Linked DNA regions of Homo sapiens: regions 2, 3 and 4 are each linked to region 1. Evidence: chromatin contacts called from ENCODE Hi-C or POLR2A ChIA-PET data. All regions are on one chromosome and are shown on one strand. The core of a region is the stretch at or near the end of the contact, and the rest is flanking DNA. Distances in the headings are between cores, read along the strand shown. Region 1 holds the start of ATP2B4 (ATPase plasma membrane Ca2+ transporting 4). Region 2 holds the start of PIK3C2B (phosphatidylinositol-4-phosphate 3-kinase catalytic subunit type 2 beta). Region 3 has its middle 3.7 kb from the start of PLEKHA6. Region 4 holds the start of TMEM183A (transmembrane protein 183A).

Region 1 (2,533 bases), core at 18-2,517:
ATCTGCCAAACACTCACCAGCCCCACAGTGTCCAGCCTCGACATCGGAAACTTTTCAATTCACCCTTCTCCTTCCTCCCCTTTGGGACCAGAGATGTGTGGGGCGGTGCCCTCGGAGACACTCATACAGTTGGTTCTGGACGCTCACACACACTCAAACAACAGCGGTACGAGGTAACTCCCAGCTTTTTCCACAGCTAATTATACATGTGAAAGTCTGAGGATGTTTTGCAAGCAGCACAGAGAAACTGCTGAGGTTTCTCTGCAAAGCTAAAGAAATTTAATTCGTGCACTCTCCTTCCCCACTCCTGCCAACTTCTCCCAGCCCACCTCCACCCCATGGCCCCAAAGTGCCCCTCTCCTAGTTCCCGCTGCAGCCCCTCTTTCTGCTGAAGATTTCTTTGGTTCCTTTTTTTTTTTTTTTTCCATCTCTCTTTTGGGCTTTCGAGAAAGGGAACAGACACGGAAAATATTTTTGCAACAGTTTTCCATCCTGCGTCTCATTCCCAAGCCAAGGGGGGAAGGGGAGGGCAGGAACGGAATGGGTTGAGGGAGGGGAGATAAATATTTTTTCCAAGAGCTCAATTTTGGTGTCAAAAAGAGAACCCTCCATTACCCTACCCCATAGCCCAGGAATGACAAGAACTAGGAAAAGAGAGATAAATCACTTGTTCGACTATATGGTTTCTCAGAACTGATAATAGGTAAAACAGTATTTGACAAATCTGTGCACACACACATATTTTAAAAAAAATCCTCCAAACCCAGTCGCATGAAATATTCTAGAAAGAGGAAAATCGGGGAGTTTTAGAAGCCATTGAGAGAAAAGAAAGAAACAAAGTTTGCAAATCACAAGTCAATTCATTCTCTGCAAGCCTACCTCTCTTTCTAGCAAAGATCCAGGTTTCTTCAGGCGGGACTCTCCCTCCGGGTTTCCATGGATGAGGGTAGGGTGGGGTGACCACCCACCAGTCTCCCCAGTGTGGCAACCAAGCTAGAGACGCTGGCTTTGCTCTCTTGCCTTTCTGGCTAAGGCCGGGGAGTGGGCTGGGTCTCCTCCCCCTGCCCCTCCAATGGGAAGGACCTCTCAGGTTCCTGAAAGAAAAAGGGTGCAGGAGAGCTGGGCGGGTGTCTCTGATCTTGCTCTCTTCGGAGGGATGGTGCCCCACGAAGTTCGTGCCCCCCCTCCCAGCCCCCAGCTTTGGACGATCTCAACAGCAGAGCTTTCTTAAGAAAATGCTTGTCATGGCAACAGCTCTAGCTAACTCGGGCCAGACTCTTGCTCACCAGCTCTCCCCAAGCAGTGCGGGAAGAGAGAGGGGAGGAGCAGGAGCTGGAACAGAGGTGGGACTTGGCGCGAGGCCAAACCATTACTCTACTGTTAAGGTGGCCCGATTCTTGCGGTTACTTCCTGGTTCGTCTTAAGGGGGAATGGGAAAAGAAAGGGAAGCAATCCTCTCCCCTGTCGGCTTTCTTCCCCGCCCTTGCTCTCACTTGTTGAATAGAAAGCTGAGTAGGGGTGGAGGAGGGGTGAGGGTGGAGGTGGGGAGTGGATGTGGGTGGCGGTATTCAACGGTTGCTGGGCGGAGGGGAAAAAAAAGGAAGCTTGGGCAGGCGGCTGGCTTCCTGCAGCTCCTACGGGCCTCTCAACCCCTTACTCACTTAGATCCAGGACCCAGAAACCCGAGGTGTCTGTGGACACTTGTATGTCCCCTCCTACCTTCCTGCTCCTGTCTGAATAGGGGGTTCCTTGGAGAAGGAGAATAAATTGTTTTGTAAACACACACACACACACACACACACACACACACACACACACACACACACCCGTCCTCCCCTACACCTTATATACAGGTCACATTTTGTTCCCTCTTGTCCCTGTACCCACCAGAGGTATACTGACAGTGCATGAAAATAGCTGCTTACTTTTGAGTCCTGCTATGCGTGGGCTATGACACCAAAAGCTTTGTCTATATGGTATCGTTTCTAGTCCTCATTTAATCTTGAAAGGTACTTATTATTAACCTCATTTCCTAGTTGAGGGAATTGAAGATTGAGTGTCTGGCCCAAGGTTATACATCCGGCTAATGACAGAGCCAACGATTCAAGACCAAGTCAGACAGACTCCAAAGCCCGAGTACTTTCCTGTACTTTGTATCATACTCCGGCACATATTTCCGTTTTAATTTGCACACACTCAGACATCCATGCACACTTATACACAGCCTGTAAACAGTTAATCACACCCCCATACCCACACACCCACTAGCATTGTGCAACAGTGCCACCCATAGATTTTGCATAGAACTTTATGGCTTTCAAGCACAAACATGCACCATCAGCTGGTTCACACAACATATCTTCATTGACTGACAGATTCCCACACCTACCTCAGCAAACACACTCATGTTTATATGCTTATGGAAGGCACATTGACATATGTCTCACAGGTTATAGCTATGAGCTATGCTGTGAAGAAGGTGACTGGCCACTACTTCCCAACCTTTTAAACAGAGGGTTGGGAAAAGGCCTCT
Region 2 (2,533 bases), core at 14-2,513, 870 kb before region 1:
GCTGTCATAAATATTTGTATGGTGAAGAAGTGCACGGACACGTTTTTTAACCCCTGTGGCTCCTGAGATCAGGAGTAGCATCATATACATTATGACATATGTGCAGACCAAGCTGCCTTCAGTTAATTATCAAGATGTTTCACCTACATTCTCTCCTTTGATCATTACGAAAGCGTGATAGGTGAGGACGCTATTCTTGATATTCAGAGGGTGAAGTGGAATACTGAAAGTCACAAGCATTGGGTACAGAAGGCACTGTAGGATCAGAAAGGGGAGTGATCCCTTTCCTCCCCATCATAAGAGTCACAGCCGACACTTCTATAACAAAAGACAAGTTAACCAGAGAAAAGCATAACAAATTTATTTAATCATGGTTTTACTTGAGAGGCTGAGGACCAGGTGTTAATCTTCATAGTCTGTCGAGAAAGAAAGAAGAAATGAGGGCAGTGGAGGAAAACACGATTCACGTTTTTAGGAAAATATACTTTGAGATTAGTGATCGTTGGTACTATGCAAACCAAATGCAAACGAGGAGCTGGCCAACTCATGGTTTCTTTTGGGTGGAGCCTTTAGGAAAATTCTTCCAGAGACCACTGCTGGAAGAAAGGTATTTAGAGTAGAAAATTTAAATATAACATATTGTATGAAAGGTTTTTTTTTTTTACTTTTTTTTCTCACTACCCTAGTTGGGTTGGAGGATCCTCTATCTCCCCTCCCTACTTAGGTTGACTGCTGTTTCCTGGATCGCAGCTCGGAAGATCCACCTGGGCGAATACAAAAACAAACGAGACTCCCCTTCCAGAAAGGGAGGAAGGAAGGAGACAGAAAGACGAATGACACTGAGCGTGTAAAGCCCGGAGACAGCCTCTCTCTACCCCAACCTAACCCTCAAGGTAGGGGATCCCCCGAACATCGCTACCGTAATTATGGTAGAAATTCCTGAAACGGATAACTGGACCTCAGCACCGTCATTTCTAGCAGAATGATTGAGCTTTCCTCTGACCCAAAGCCAAGGGGTTCCAGCAGGGGAAACTAACGACCATCCGCAAAAACCCTCACCCAAGTGGGGAGTGGAAATCCTGGCTCTTGGGTTGCAGAGCACAACTTGACGCCAGCGCGTTTCTCTTCCCCCACGCAATGGCAAGTGGGGCGGGAGTCGGAGGGGAGAGGAGGAGAGGAGAAGAGAAGAGGAGGGGGAAGGGGAGGGGAGAGGCGAAGGGCGGCCCGGGTTCCAGCAGCCGCCCCGCCCTCCGGCTCGCGGCGGATTCGGCGCTGCGGCTGGAGCCGGCGGCCGGGTGCCTGCCTGTCCAGGCAGGGTCTGGCCGAGCGTCGCGTCGCCGTGCAGTGCGCCGGGTGTCCGGGAGATGGCTTCCCCTCTCTCGCCCGCTGCTGCCGCTATTGTCTCACCCGGGGTGGCCTGACTCTGCGAGCTCGCGCACGCTCTCGGCGGAGAGCACCCCTCCCCACCCCCACAAGCTGGTCCTTGCGCCCTTTGCTGCCTCTCCCTCTGCCCCTTGGAGCCTAGGGTCTGTGCGGAGCCTGGAGAGGGGAGCGGCCCGGGAGCAGGCGGCGTGCGGCCGGCCAGCTCCTCTCGCGCTGGTGCAAGAGGCGCCTGGAGCCGCAGAGCGAGCCCGGGAGGCGCGGAGCGAGCAGCCCACGTCGCCAGGCACAAGACACGTCGGATGTTGCAGCAGAGCCAGCAGCTAGCGCAGGTAGGACACGCATCCTGCGGGTTGCATCGGCCCCAGCGTCTGTAAAGTGCCCCCAGAGTGGAGGCAGCCGAGGTCAGGGGGCTCTCCCTCCAACATGGCAACAGCGGAGGTGCAACAATGGAAGCAGCCGAGGGTTCCTGGCGGCGGGCTGAGCGGCGGACGCCGTGGGAGCCTGAGCTCCTGCCCGCCGGGCAGAGCAGGTTGCCCCTCACCCCACTCCACTCCACTCCAGCAGCTTCAGGGCCTCTGGGGCTCCAGGCACCCGCGTCCCCACCCCCTTCTCGCTAAACACACTTCCTGGCTCCCAGCTGCAGGGCGATCTGAACCAGTCAATGGCTTTGGGGTTTGTTTATTTAAGATAAGAAATAAAAAAAGCAAAACCTGTCCTGTGATGGGGTTAGTGCCTTCTGTGGACTGGGTGAGAAGTCGGCATCTAGCCTGGGGAATGTGTACGTTTCTTAGTCGGGCGGAGGGTAGAATTGGATTCTCCCTTATAAGGATACTGCAGCAAAAGGAGACTGAAAGCTTGAAAGAGGGAGAGGGACCCTCAGGCCTGAGTTCGCCGGTGCTGGGAGAAGGCGCTGCTCTCCTGGCCTATACTTGTCCCTCATTTTCAGCTCCCGACAGCGGTGACTTTGATGTTGGAGGAGCAATCGCAGCAGGAAGCACAAGCAAGGCTGCCAAGCTGGTGTGGGGTGGAGTAGGGTGGGGAGCCCAGGGGCTTGGCAGGCTTCTGGATTGTGGGAAGAGGTTACCAAATGTATGAGGTTAGTGCACACACCCTAGTTGGCTGATGTTGAAGTGTGTGTGTGTGTGTGTGT
Region 3 (2,533 bases), core at 13-2,512, 740 kb before region 1:
CCACTAGATTAGTAACTCTCCAACTGGAGCGTGTATCACAATCACTGGAGGGTTTGTTGGAGCACAGATGGCTGGGCCCTACCCCTAGAGTTTCGGATTCAGAGGGTCTAGAATTTGCACTTCCAACACATTCTCAGGTTATGCTGCTGTGGCTGCTCTGGGGCCCACACTTCGAGAACCAGTAGCCTAGACTGAAAACTCATCAAGGGCAGGGGCAACACAGGGGGGTCGTAAAGTCCGGAGACACAGGCAATATTGTTTAATTATCAACCAGCCATGAATTCTGTGTTCACATACATTTCCAGACCTGGTGGTCATTCTGTATATCATAGCAGCAGCCGCCACTCTAGGAGCTAAGTGCTTTATGACATTATCTCATTTATTCCTCACCGCACCTTTATGAGGAGGTTCTATCATCCCGCTTTTAGCAAATAATGGGAAAACTGGTTCTTCGTATGTATTACTCAATGTCACAAAGCTTGTATTAATAGAAAGCAAGCGGGAAGGCGGCCTCATGTGTGCCTGATTTCACAGGCTTTGCTCTTAGCATGATGGCACGGCTGCTTCCCAGCATCCTTGGCACCTTGCTTGGACAAACGAAGTGCTCAGTAAGTTCTTGCTGAATGAGTGAGTGAATGAATGAACGACTGGCTCACCGTTCGTTCCTATTTTCACAGTTCCCACAAAGGTTTATGACATTTGGTTGGTGGATGAGTTAGAAACTCAAACGACTTCAGACATGGATTCCAAGTAATAATAAGAGCCAGACAACCGGAGGAGTTATTTTGTTTCTTTTAGTGTGGATGAGGGAGGGAAATTTCAATGAGCAAATATTGACATTTGCCCAGGAGCAGACAAATGTGTTAATTGTGTGTCAAAAAGCTCTTTCTTTCAGGGTATTTAGGAAGTGACTCTCATGGTATCCACAACAGACGTTTTGCTCGAGTGTGCGTGTGGTTTTGAAGGTGTCATTTACTGGGAAGAGTGGTGGGAGGAGGAGAGAACAAGCGAAAGGTTAAAACGTGGGAGAAACGCACTGCAAGCCTGTATGCACTTACCGCAAGAATCCACAAGAGGGCTCCAGAGCACACATGATGGCCCCACAAGGCTTTCAGGGGGTTTGCTCACAGCGTCTCCCCAGGCTGAAGGCGCCTTCTCGGAGGTGACAGGGCCACCTTTCCCATCCCCTGCCACCTCCCAGCCATAGTGGGTCTGGTAGCTGTCTTTCTGATGCTTAAAGATCTAGCTATGTAACACCCATTCCTGCCCAACAGGAAGTGTTCCCCCGCCCCCTTGTCTCCCTCCTCCGCGTTCCTGCGGAAGCCGCCGCCGGTGAAACTGGCCAGTTCTGTCCCCAAGGGTGCCTCTCTCCTTCCCCAAGGTTGACAGGGAGGGAGACGTGGCAGGACGCTTTCTGCAGAGCCACACCCCTGATAACCCGGTTCCCAAGCTGGGCCCCTGCGGCTCCTCCACCGAGGGAACCCCACCCAGCCGTTGGTCTTCCTTGTTCTGTTCTGGAAGCTTCCTCCAGGAAGGTGCGAGAATGTGCAGGCAGGCAGTCCACCCACGGCCCTGGCGCGCCTACGGGCTGCTCAGCGCTTCTTGAGGGGTTGCAGGGAGGCAGAGATCAGAAGCCCAGGTCTCTGCCCCGCGTGCTTCCAGGCTGGGCAGTGAGACCCCGGTGAGCCTCCAAGGCTGTGCTGGGTCTCTGGGATTCATCAGTACAGACCCCAACCCGAACTGCGAGACCCCGGAGGAGGGGCCCTGGGAGGGGCGGGGGAGCCACCAAAAGCAGTTCTGTTGTCTCCAGAAGGCAGACAGGACAGAGCACAGGAGTGCTGGGGCAGCAGTTCTGGTACAGTGACCCCACTAGCTCTAGGCTTAGAAAGGCAGATAACACCCCAGAACAGTAAAGAAGGAGGCGGCCGAGGAGAAAAGGTAGTGAATGTGCTGGGCTTCAAAGAAGCCCATTTGCAGGTGAGGAAAACAGGCTGGATAGTCAAGTAATTTGTTCAGTCAGTGAGTTACTCAGGGATGGAGCTGGGCTTCCAAGTCACACAGGTTATCGTTAGCCAGGCATGGTGGCTCACACCTGTAAGTCCCAGCAACTCAGTAGGCTGAGGCAGGAGGATTGCTTGAGCCTGGGAGATGGAGACCAATCTGGGCAACATAGCAAGACTCTGTCTGTAAAACAAACTAAAAAATTAGCTGCATGTGGTGGTGTGTACCTGCAGTACCAGCTACTTGGGAGGCTGAGGAGGGAGGATTGCTAAAGCCCAGGTAGAGGTGGAGGCTGCAGTGAGCTAGTTCATCCCACGGAGCTCCCTTTGCTGCCCCTAGTTGGCATGTTCTGCGAGGAAGAGAGACCCATGTGGATGCAGTTCCACTGAATGGGCAGTGAGCCAGTCAAGTTAGTGGCCACCAAGACTGTATGGTAGGGAGTGGGGATGGCACCAGAAAGGTGGGGAGGACCCGTGTGTTTGGAGACCATGAGTAGGTGCCTGGGAAGCTTGGACTTGATCCTCTGAGCAAT
Region 4 (2,533 bases), core at 15-2,514, 620 kb after region 1:
AGAAAATAAAAGGAGAATGAGATGGCACACAGCTCCACCCAGAAATACAAACAACTTAGCCAAGGTATCAGCATCCATTCAGGAAAGGGGGGAAAAAAAACATCGTTGAGAGAGAAAGGTGAGAATCTGTCACCAAAAAAAATAAAGATTTTAGTATTTTAAATACAAAAAAAAAAAAAAAAAAGGAAAGCAATGGGCAAACTGACTCCAAAGTTGCAGAAACTCCTTTTTTCAGCCCTGAAGAAAAAAGGTGTGTACAATTTTTCCACTATAAACCCTGCAGGATAAAAGCTGATTTGTATTCTCATAAGGTCTACAGAGAAATGTTTGAGACAAATTGAATCCAATTTAATCCTGGTCCTGAGCTGGAGGCAGTAGGTGTCATAAAACACAAGTCTCAGACCCATGAGTAAACAGACTGAAAGCAAGAGAAACACCAGAAAAGGAAAAGAACACTCCAAGGTTATTAAACAAGGAAGCAAACTGCAGAGTAAAACATGTGAACTACAGCAAAGAGATTAATAACCAAGAAGAATGCAGTGGAAACTAAAAAGTATGCAAACATGTTTTTAAATGCAAAGAAAGAAAGAAAATATTTCTGCTACAGAAACTGCTACTCTTGACTAATCCTCCTCCACCCCAATATGTAAGTTAACACTAACGAAAGCAAACACGGTTACAGGAAGACGACTAAAGGACTGCAAGAAAAACAGAAATAAAATACCTAGTTCTGTCTTCGCGGCATGAGTCTTTAAAGGCTCGCGCAAAGCTTACCTTCCTGCTGAACAGCGTTGGCTACGGCTTTCTTGACTCGTCCAGACCTCACGACCGCCGGATCCGAGTTGGCGTAATCCGCCACGGTCACTGCAACACAGCACCAACCCTCAAGGAAGAGGCCTTCTCTCGTCAGCGTCTTCCCCGCCAACACCTCCTCCTCGCTGCAGGCCCCCGGACCGAGCCGCCCTCCAGCCGCGGGCACGCGAGCGCTCACCTCGGCACGGTCCAGCCCCCTCCCAGCCGCCAGCCCCCAAAATGTTTCAGCGCCCCTGCCCCCCTCGCCCACCTCGGCCGGAGCAGGCGTCGTGGGCCCGGAACTTGAGTCGCTTTCCTCTCTTGGGCATGGCGACCGTATCGGGGCGAGGCCTGCCTAGCGGGCCGGGCCCCCGGGCCATGTCTCCGGCCGGAGAGCCGGCCCCGGGAGCCGCAAGCCAGCTCCGCCCGGCTCCGCGGCCATCCCACACCGGAGGCCGCTAACTCTCGCGAGAACATAGGTCCGGGTTCCGAGTCGCGTTGTCGGACGACGCCTCTCCACGCGAACCAATCATCGCCAGGTGCAAGGATACGTCATCATCCGGCACCCGCGAATCAAGCTGGGTCCGGGTTCCAGGTGGAGAGAGAGCTGTTGTACTGGGTGGTGTCGCGTATCGCCGTACCTCGTGTGAGATGAATGGTGTCTCAGAACCATAGCCCACACCTGTGTTGATTAGAATTGAGAGTTTACATCCTGGTCTCCGGGATTCTTCTTAGTAACTCCTCTGTCCACACTCCAGGTCCACTTCAGCACCAAAATGCATATACACTGTCATCTTCGTGCTCTATCTCGGACCACAGAGACTGAGCGCCTGCTAGTCTAACATAGGTCTGTAAGAGTCTTCACTCTATTTTACGAAAGCTATAAATAAATTTCTGAATTCTCAAAATAGGAGAAGGAGTTCTTAAAAGCTTCCAATCGGCCGGGCGCGGTGGCTCACGCCCCTAATCCCAGTACTTTGGAAGGCCGAGGCGGGCGGATCACGAGGTCAGGAGATCGAGACCATCCTGGCTAACACGGTGAAACCCCGTCTCTACTAAAAATACAAAATATTAGCCGGGCGTGGTGGCGGGCGCCTGTAGTCCCAGCTACTCGGGAGGCTGAGGCGGAAGAATGGCATGAACCCGGGAGGCGGAGCTTGCAGTGAGCTGAGATCGGGTCACTGCACTCCAGCCTGGGCGACAGAGCAAGACTCCGTCTCAAAAAAAAAAAAGTTTCCAATCTATCACCATATAAGGTTAGCCGAGAGAAAGGACGAAAGAGAGACCCAAGGTCAGCCGAGGAAGTTTATTAACCTGACGGCTGCTCCACCACAGACAGAGGAGGCACCCCTGAGCTTACAAAATGAGGGGTTTATATGGGGGAGAGAGACCCTGGGGTTGTTTGCTGGTTAATTTTGCCACATATTAGCTTGTGACGTTTATTACAGGAGGGTGTAGGTAAAGTTTGTTTATGCTTCCCATCACCTTCCCCTGTGCGGTCCGGATGATTTGTAATTGGGGTTTGTTTATTGCAGCAAGGTCTGATAAGTGAAGTCTGCTGGCTTCATAAGGACTTAGAAGTGTAAAGAGGCTTGGGGGAAGGAGAAGAGTTGCAGAGCATTAGGGGGAGGAGTGAGCAGCACGGAGAGGTTTGGGGGAAGTGTCGGCAGTACCAAGAAGCTTTTTGGGGCAGTTTGTTCCTAACACACCATACCTCCAAAAAACTACTAGAAGCATCCAT

What was found. A loop is a pair of places that touch in the nucleus more often than their neighbours do. ChIA-PET counts read pairs that join two places held with the same protein, here RNA polymerase II (POLR2A). Pooled maps may share reads with other maps.
Region 2: a pooled map shows a loop between it and region 1 (8-fold over the local background). The contact joins the promoter of PIK3C2B here to the promoter of ATP2B4 in region 1. A Hi-C loop is called at or near these places in 1 of 168 maps with a recorded cell type or tissue (naive thymus-derived CD4-positive, alpha-beta T cell) and 11 of 50 pooled maps. POLR2A ChIA-PET finds 5 or more read pairs at or near these places in 2 of 52 experiments (H1 and activated CD4-positive, alpha-beta T cell).
Region 3: a map of naive thymus-derived CD4-positive, alpha-beta T cell shows a loop between it and region 1 (13-fold over the local background). The contact joins the enhancer-like site here to the promoter of ATP2B4 in region 1. A Hi-C loop is called at or near these places in 1 of 168 maps with a recorded cell type or tissue (naive thymus-derived CD4-positive, alpha-beta T cell) and 6 of 50 pooled maps. POLR2A ChIA-PET finds 5 or more read pairs at or near these places in 2 of 52 experiments (WTC11 and activated B cell).
Region 4: a loop to region 1 is called in a pooled map, with 4 times the contacts of the local background. The contact joins the promoter of TMEM183A here to the promoter of ATP2B4 in region 1. A Hi-C loop is called at or near these places in 5 of 50 pooled maps. POLR2A ChIA-PET finds 5 or more read pairs at or near these places in 2 of 52 experiments (A549 and activated B cell).

Annotation. Positions count from the first base shown.
Region 1 is chr1:203,625,566-203,628,098 of GRCh38, reverse strand. It overlaps ATP2B4 (ATPase plasma membrane Ca2+ transporting 4), which reads right to left and starts at 1,267. Exons shown (of 21, transcript NM_001684.5): 1 at 880-1,267. RefSeq lists enhancers at 526-1,398, 1,399-2,273.
Region 2 is chr1:204,493,535-204,496,067 of GRCh38, reverse strand. PIK3C2B (phosphatidylinositol-4-phosphate 3-kinase catalytic subunit type 2 beta) reads left to right here and starts at 1,263. Exons shown (of 33, transcript NM_001377334.1): 1 at 1,263-1,712. It overlaps LOC124904584 (translation initiation factor IF-2), which reads right to left. Exons shown (of 2, transcript XM_047439554.1): 2 at 336-1,892. The coding sequence ends at 872. RefSeq lists a silencer at 1,114-1,583 and enhancers at 1,684-1,813, 1,884-2,073.
Region 3 is chr1:204,362,385-204,364,917 of GRCh38, reverse strand. It overlaps a transcript of PLEKHA6 not described here. Among named protein-coding and RNA genes, the nearest start is that of PLEKHA6, 3.7 kb to the right of the region's middle. RefSeq lists an enhancer at 1,560-2,113. Within about 2 kb of position 1,262, at least 25 of the 41 ENCODE cell types and tissues checked have a DNase peak (open chromatin) inside an H3K27ac peak, as active enhancers do.
Region 4 is chr1:203,006,105-203,008,637 of GRCh38, reverse strand. TMEM183A (transmembrane protein 183A) reads right to left here and starts at 1,264. Exons shown (of 8, transcript NM_138391.6): 1 at 1,064-1,264; 2 at 775-864. The coding sequence starts at 1,172. It also overlaps the pseudogene MGAT4FP. RefSeq lists enhancers at 365-1,137, 1,138-1,912, 1,916-2,045 and a silencer at 956-1,205.